Linked DNA regions of Mus musculus: region 1 is linked to region 2. A link is a loop called in an ENCODE intact Hi-C map of the cell type or tissue named here. Cell type or tissue: left cerebral cortex. All regions are shown on one strand. Each heading gives the region's core, and the rest is flanking DNA. Links, peaks and the distances in the headings are about the cores only. Region 1 has its middle 180 kb from the start of Gm26256. Region 2 overlaps Gm31447 (predicted gene, 31447).

The links. A loop is a pair of places that touch in the nucleus more often than their neighbours do. Peaks named below come from ENCODE experiments on the same cell type or tissue, not always from the same donor. Only the 100,000 strongest peaks of a DNase experiment are listed, where the experiment ranks them.
Region 1: it touches region 2 in a loop (11-fold over the local background); 2 of 42 quality-filtered maps call a loop at or near these places.

Annotation. Positions count from the first base shown.
Region 1 is chr12:67,429,219-67,432,033 of GRCm38, forward strand. No RefSeq gene overlaps it. Among named protein-coding and RNA genes, the nearest start is that of Gm26256, 180 kb to the right of the region's middle. In left cerebral cortex, for the core only: a CTCF peak has its summit at 1,259 (motif pointing right); a DNase peak (open chromatin) is centred at 1,274.
Region 2 is chr12:69,130,799-69,133,613 of GRCm38, forward strand. The region is part of intron 1 of Gm31447 (predicted gene, 31447); the gene reads left to right. Among named protein-coding and RNA genes, the nearest start is that of Gm31447, 2.4 kb to the left of the region's middle. In left cerebral cortex, for the core only: a CTCF peak has its summit at 1,389 (motif pointing left); a DNase peak (open chromatin) is centred at 1,392.

The DNA of each region.
Region 1 (2,815 bases), core at 146-2,645, 1.7 Mb before region 2:
TGTTGATAGTTATAGAAAGGACTGAAGGAGCTGAAGAGGTTTGCAACCCCATAGGTAGAAAAACAATAGAAACCAACCAGAGCTCCCAGTGTCTAGATTTTTATTTAATTTTAACAACTCTTTACAAGACTCTTTTTCTTGAGAAATATCAATCTTATGCTTAAAAATAGGATCAGCGAATAGTTTTCAAAGTACATGACTATAGAAAGAACAAATTCGTAATTAATAATAGCTAATCAACATCTTGAACAATTTTTAAAGTTACTATATATGTTATCCCCTTTCCTGGTTTCCCCTCTGAAAATACCCTATCCTCTCCCACCTCCTCCTGCTCACCAACCTACCCACTTCCGCTTCCTGACCCTGGCATTCCCCTATACTGGGGCATAGAACCTTCACAGGACCAAGGGCTTATCCTCTTCTCCTCTCATTGATGACCAAATAGGTGATCCTCTTCTATATATTTCTCTAGGTTTTTTTAAAGTTTGGCTCTCTTTACATGAAACAGAGCAATATTATTGACCCTTTTTTGGACACACAATGTGGCTTATTGTTGGGCATTGTGTATTGGCATAATTTCTTACCCCAATAAGCCTGGATAAAAACCTCACAACCCTGTTATTATATTTATAAGCTATAAGCCTAGATGACACAGATCTATCACTATACTAACTTGTTTCCCAGCTATAAGAACCTTTTGCTACTGACTTTCTTTAGGCCACATGGTTATTCTGTGTCCTCTTCCTCCATCCTTTTCTTCTGCTCTCACTCTCTAAGACCTCCAGTCCATCTTTCCCTTCCACTGCCCGTTCACAGACTCTGGCTACTATTTGACCAGTTAGAATGAGTAGAGGGTTCACATGAAATCACCCAAGTAAGTGATCTACCGTTCCTCATGGGCAGCTCCTCTTGAGGAAGCAGAAGTAACATCAGAATACAAAGAGCACCAGGGCAACCCACAACGTTGGGACATATACCTTTAATCTCAGAACTCTGGAGGCAGAGGTAGTGGAATCTCTGTGACATTGAAGTCAGCTTGATATTCCCTGCAAGCCAGGAATTTGTAGTAAGACCTTGTTAAAAAGAAAGACAATTATGTGGCCTCTAACTCGAGTATATAGGTGTAGTCTGCATGAGAAGCCTTGCATTTTACAGGAGAATTAGAGCAGACTCCACGTTTCAGACACACTACTTTCCTTCTATTATGATACTTAAGATTTACCTTCAACATTAGCATTAACTGTCAATATACTATTGTGGGCCAGGAGAGGGCAGCAGCAAGCTGAAATTTATGGGGAAGAAGGGAAGACTTGAGGGACTTTGAAAGTCACCAAGAATTTGAAAGAATATATTTTCTTCCAGGAATGGTGAATGAGTTTGAAACAGCAACAGCAACATATTCTGGTCTGTTCTATATGGCTCTGAACAGAGGGCCTCAGGAAACCTGAGGAGTTCATTAAAAACCACACACCAAAGTGGAAAACAAGTCAACTGGAAAAGATTGGTGCAAAATAGGTGTTTAACGCCATGCAAGAATTCACAAGCATGACAGGGCACCGAGGACAAGGAGCTAAAACAGGGACAAATTAAGGAACAGGCATGGCGAGCTAGTGGTGATGGCGAGCATGACAAAGCCACTGCTAATATGAACTGTGTTTGTGGTTTTCTTTTGTTTTTTTCTTGACATTTGCTTTTTTAAAACAATTTTTTATTAGCTATTTTCTTCATTTACAATTCAAATGCTATCCTGAAAGTATCCTAAACCCTCCCCCCTCCCTGCTCCCTAACCCACCCACTCCCACTTCCTGGCTCTGGCATTCCCCTGTATTGGGGCATATAATTTTTGTAAGACCAAGGGCCTCTCCTCCAAATGATGGCCGGTTAGGCCATCTTCTGCTACATATGCAGCTAGATACAAGAGCTCAGGAGGTACTGGTTAGTTCATATTGTTGTTCCTCCTATAGGGTTACAGACCCCTTCAGCTCCTTAGGTACTTTCTCTAGCTCCTCCATTGGGGGCCCTGTGTGCCATCCAATAGATGACTGTGAGCATTCACTTCCGTATTTCCCAGGCCCTGGCATAGCCTCACAAGAGACAGCTATATCAGGGTCATATCAACAAAATCTTGCTGGCATACATTTGCTTTTAAAGGCAAGGAACCTTGATGCAAGTGCTAACCAAAGGACACAAAATACTAAGGAAATCACAATCTGAAGGCTAGGTCTTTAAAATCCTTTTAGTAGAACTGAGTTAGGAAAACTGTGTCTCTGATTAATGTAAGATGATTTGCTCTCCTTACTTCAACTACAGGGTCCCCTAACCCTCCAGAGACTTTAGAACTCAGGGAGTGGGGAGGAGGCATGACTGCGCATGGGGTCGGGTAGAGGGGTAGGGACATCCTCTTGGAGACAGGGTGGGGGAGGACTGGGCTGAGGAACTGTTGGAGGGAGAACTGGGAGGGGGATAATGACTGGACTATAAAAATTAAATATAATAAAAAAGATATTTCTTTGAAAAAAGACGATTTCCTATATATTCCCTGAAGGTTAATAGTTACTTTACTAATCCTGTTTACTTACTAACTTTCAGAGCATTGGCTTTAGCTAGGAGAATATTTCTCTTCCTCTATACTTTACTTATATTCACATATTTTCTTTTTTATTCCATTTTTTATTAGGTATTTAGCTCATTTACATTTCCAATGCTATACCAAAAGTCCCCCAACCCACACACCCCCACTCCCCTACCCGCCCACTCCCCCTTTTTGGCCCTGGCGTTCCCCTGTTCTGGGGCATATAAAGTTTGTGTGTCCAAT
Region 2 (2,815 bases), core at 114-2,613:
TCAGGAAGCACGGACCAATGGATGTTGGTGCTCAGCGAACATTCTCCCTTTTACGAAATTCCAGTTCCATGGGAAGATGCTTCCCACACTGAGGGTGGGTCTCCTACCTCAGTTTACCCAATCTACAAACTCCTTTATAAACATGCCCAGAGGCTTGTCTCCAACTTGATTACTGATCCTGTCAAACTGACAATCAGAGTCAACCATCATATCGATTAAGCATTAAAAAGAACAATGCTACATGACAGGCTTTAAAATATGCATTGACCGATGAACCTACAACTGTTAACTAGCAAACAAGCCCTAACTGCTGCCCACAAGGCTTCGGTCCCCCTCTCAATTTAGCCTAGCTCCTGTCCTCATAACCCCTTCTTGACCTTGGAACAACTCCCTTCCTTCCCACTACGCCCACATTAGAGCCTGGCTTCTCGGCAAAGCATGAATTCGCTAGCTTGTGTCTCCACTACACGCTCACTGCATCTCTCATAGCTTGTGTCTCCACTATGCATTCACAACTCACCCTATACTTCCTTACACAGAGAGGTAAGGACTGTTCTGTCCCTGGTCTGGTTTGGTGCAAGCATTTTATATTGCCAATGTTGTTATTTGCTATCAGTACTCACCAAAAGACTTCCACCCCGACCACGAATGTGAATGCTGAATCTTTTTTGGGGTTTCCTGGTTTCATTGAGATAAGGTCTCACACGTGTAGGCTAGCCTGACCTCAAACAGTCAGAGGGCCTCCTGCTTCAACCTCCCAAGTATTAAAATTACAAACATGAACTACTATATTCAGCAAACACCGAGACTCCTAAATGTTAAGCCCATTCAGTAAATAGCAAGGAAGGTAGAAACGTTGGTTGGCTGGTTGGTTTTGAGACAGGACCTCACAATGTAGACCAGGTTGGCCTCAAATCACAGATTCGCCTGCCTCTGCTTCCCTGGCGAAAAGTGTCATTTTAAAGGCCAAACAATTGCCCAGGCTTCGCCTGCAACGCACTTTGATTTCTAGGTGCAGTTCTAATACAGCTTTGTCAGTAAACTCATCAGGAAAAGAAATAATGTAAGAGAGACAATCTTGAGACGATAAACCATCAGATTTTAATTAAGGCGACGGCAACTGGCTGGAATCAGTAAATGTGTACCGGGGAATCTTGATCTTTAAAACAAGGTTGGAGTAAGGTTAGTCTGAGTGATTGGTGAGCAACTTAATCCCCAAAGTCACTTGTTAATAATATTTAGAGGTGGGAACTTTAAGGCGAGATGAGGTCATAAAGGCTAAATTGTGGATTAATGGGTTCTTCCTAATGATGGAATGTTTAAAAAAAAAAAAAAGCCAGCGCTGTCTCTCAGCTGTGCGGTGATGCCTTGCGCCACCTTGTGGCTCTGCGGAGTTCCTATAGTAACGAAGTCCTCCACCAAATGCTGCCCTTCCACGCTGAACTTCTCAGCTTCAGGAACTGGCAAATGAATAAACCTTCATTCCTTACAAATTACCCAGGGTTTTGTATCTCCTGTCATAGCGCAGAAAGCAAACCGAGTCAGTAAAGTTGAAAGAGGGGGTTGGCAACGGACAATAGGAAAGGCTGCCTTTACACAGGAGTGGAGCCTTCAACGGCCCAAGGATGAGTTTTCAGGGCCCCACAAACAACAGCAGGGCTCTAGAAGGGAGAGACAGTCCCTTAATCTCTTTTAGACCCTATTTAAAGAGACTAAATCGGGGTTAGTCTCAAAAGCAAGGTCAAAAAGAAAGCCTAGAATCCAGGCATGGGGGCATATGCGTGTAATTTAGCCCTCAAGAAACCAAGGCAGGAGAATAGAGAGTTTACAGTTAGATTTTATAGTATAAACTTGTCTCAAAAAAATAAAAGAGAGGTCTAACCACAAAAAAAAATGGCCCCAAAATTAACTAACCTAGGCTCATATGGGCTCACAAAGATGATTAACTGGATAATCAGGAAACCTGTGTGGGCGTGACCTAGGACCTCTGCATATGTTATTGGTGTATAGCTTGGTATTCTTGTGGGACATCTAACCGTGGGAGCAGGGGCTATCTCTGACTGTTTTGCCTGCCTTTTGGACCCTTTTCCTCTTCTTGGTTTGCCATGTCCAGCCTTAGTATGAGAGGAGGAGCCTAATCTTATTGCAAGTTGGGATGCCGTGTTTGGTTGATATCCCTGGGAGGCCTGACCTTTTCTGCAGAGAAGGAGTGGATCTGTGGGAGAGGAGGGAACAGAGACTGTGAGGAGAGGAAGGAGGGGAAACCGTGGTCAAGATGTAATATATGACAGAAGAATATATGTGTGTGTGTGTGTGTGTGTGTGTGTGTGTATGTATGTATATATGCATATATATATATACATATACATATATATGCCAATATCCTTACCCAAGGATGTCACCCCCATGCATTTGCTGACTACTAAAAAGACGTTTCTCTTGCAATTAGACACTGAAGTTTTAAGTGTGAGCACGGTTCGCAGATCGAACAATTACCAAATGCAGCTAGTGCTAAGCCGACCTGCCGTGGTGATATTTAACTGGTACTGAGAGTCAAAAGACCAATGGCCAGTGAGACTTTCAAAAGGGAGTCAACCTACTTTGAACTTCAAAGCTGGAAAGGACTTACGTTCCAGGTCAGCTTCCTCCAGCAAAACTGGTGTGCACATAGGCAGCTTCACCAGTTTGGGGATGCCTCAATACTGGTGAGGTGTCAGAGTCAAAAGTCAGTGTGTAGCAAAACGCCATTTTAGAGAGACTTCCTCCACAGGTCTCAGCCAGCATAAACCATGGTTGTTACAGACTGAACTGTGAA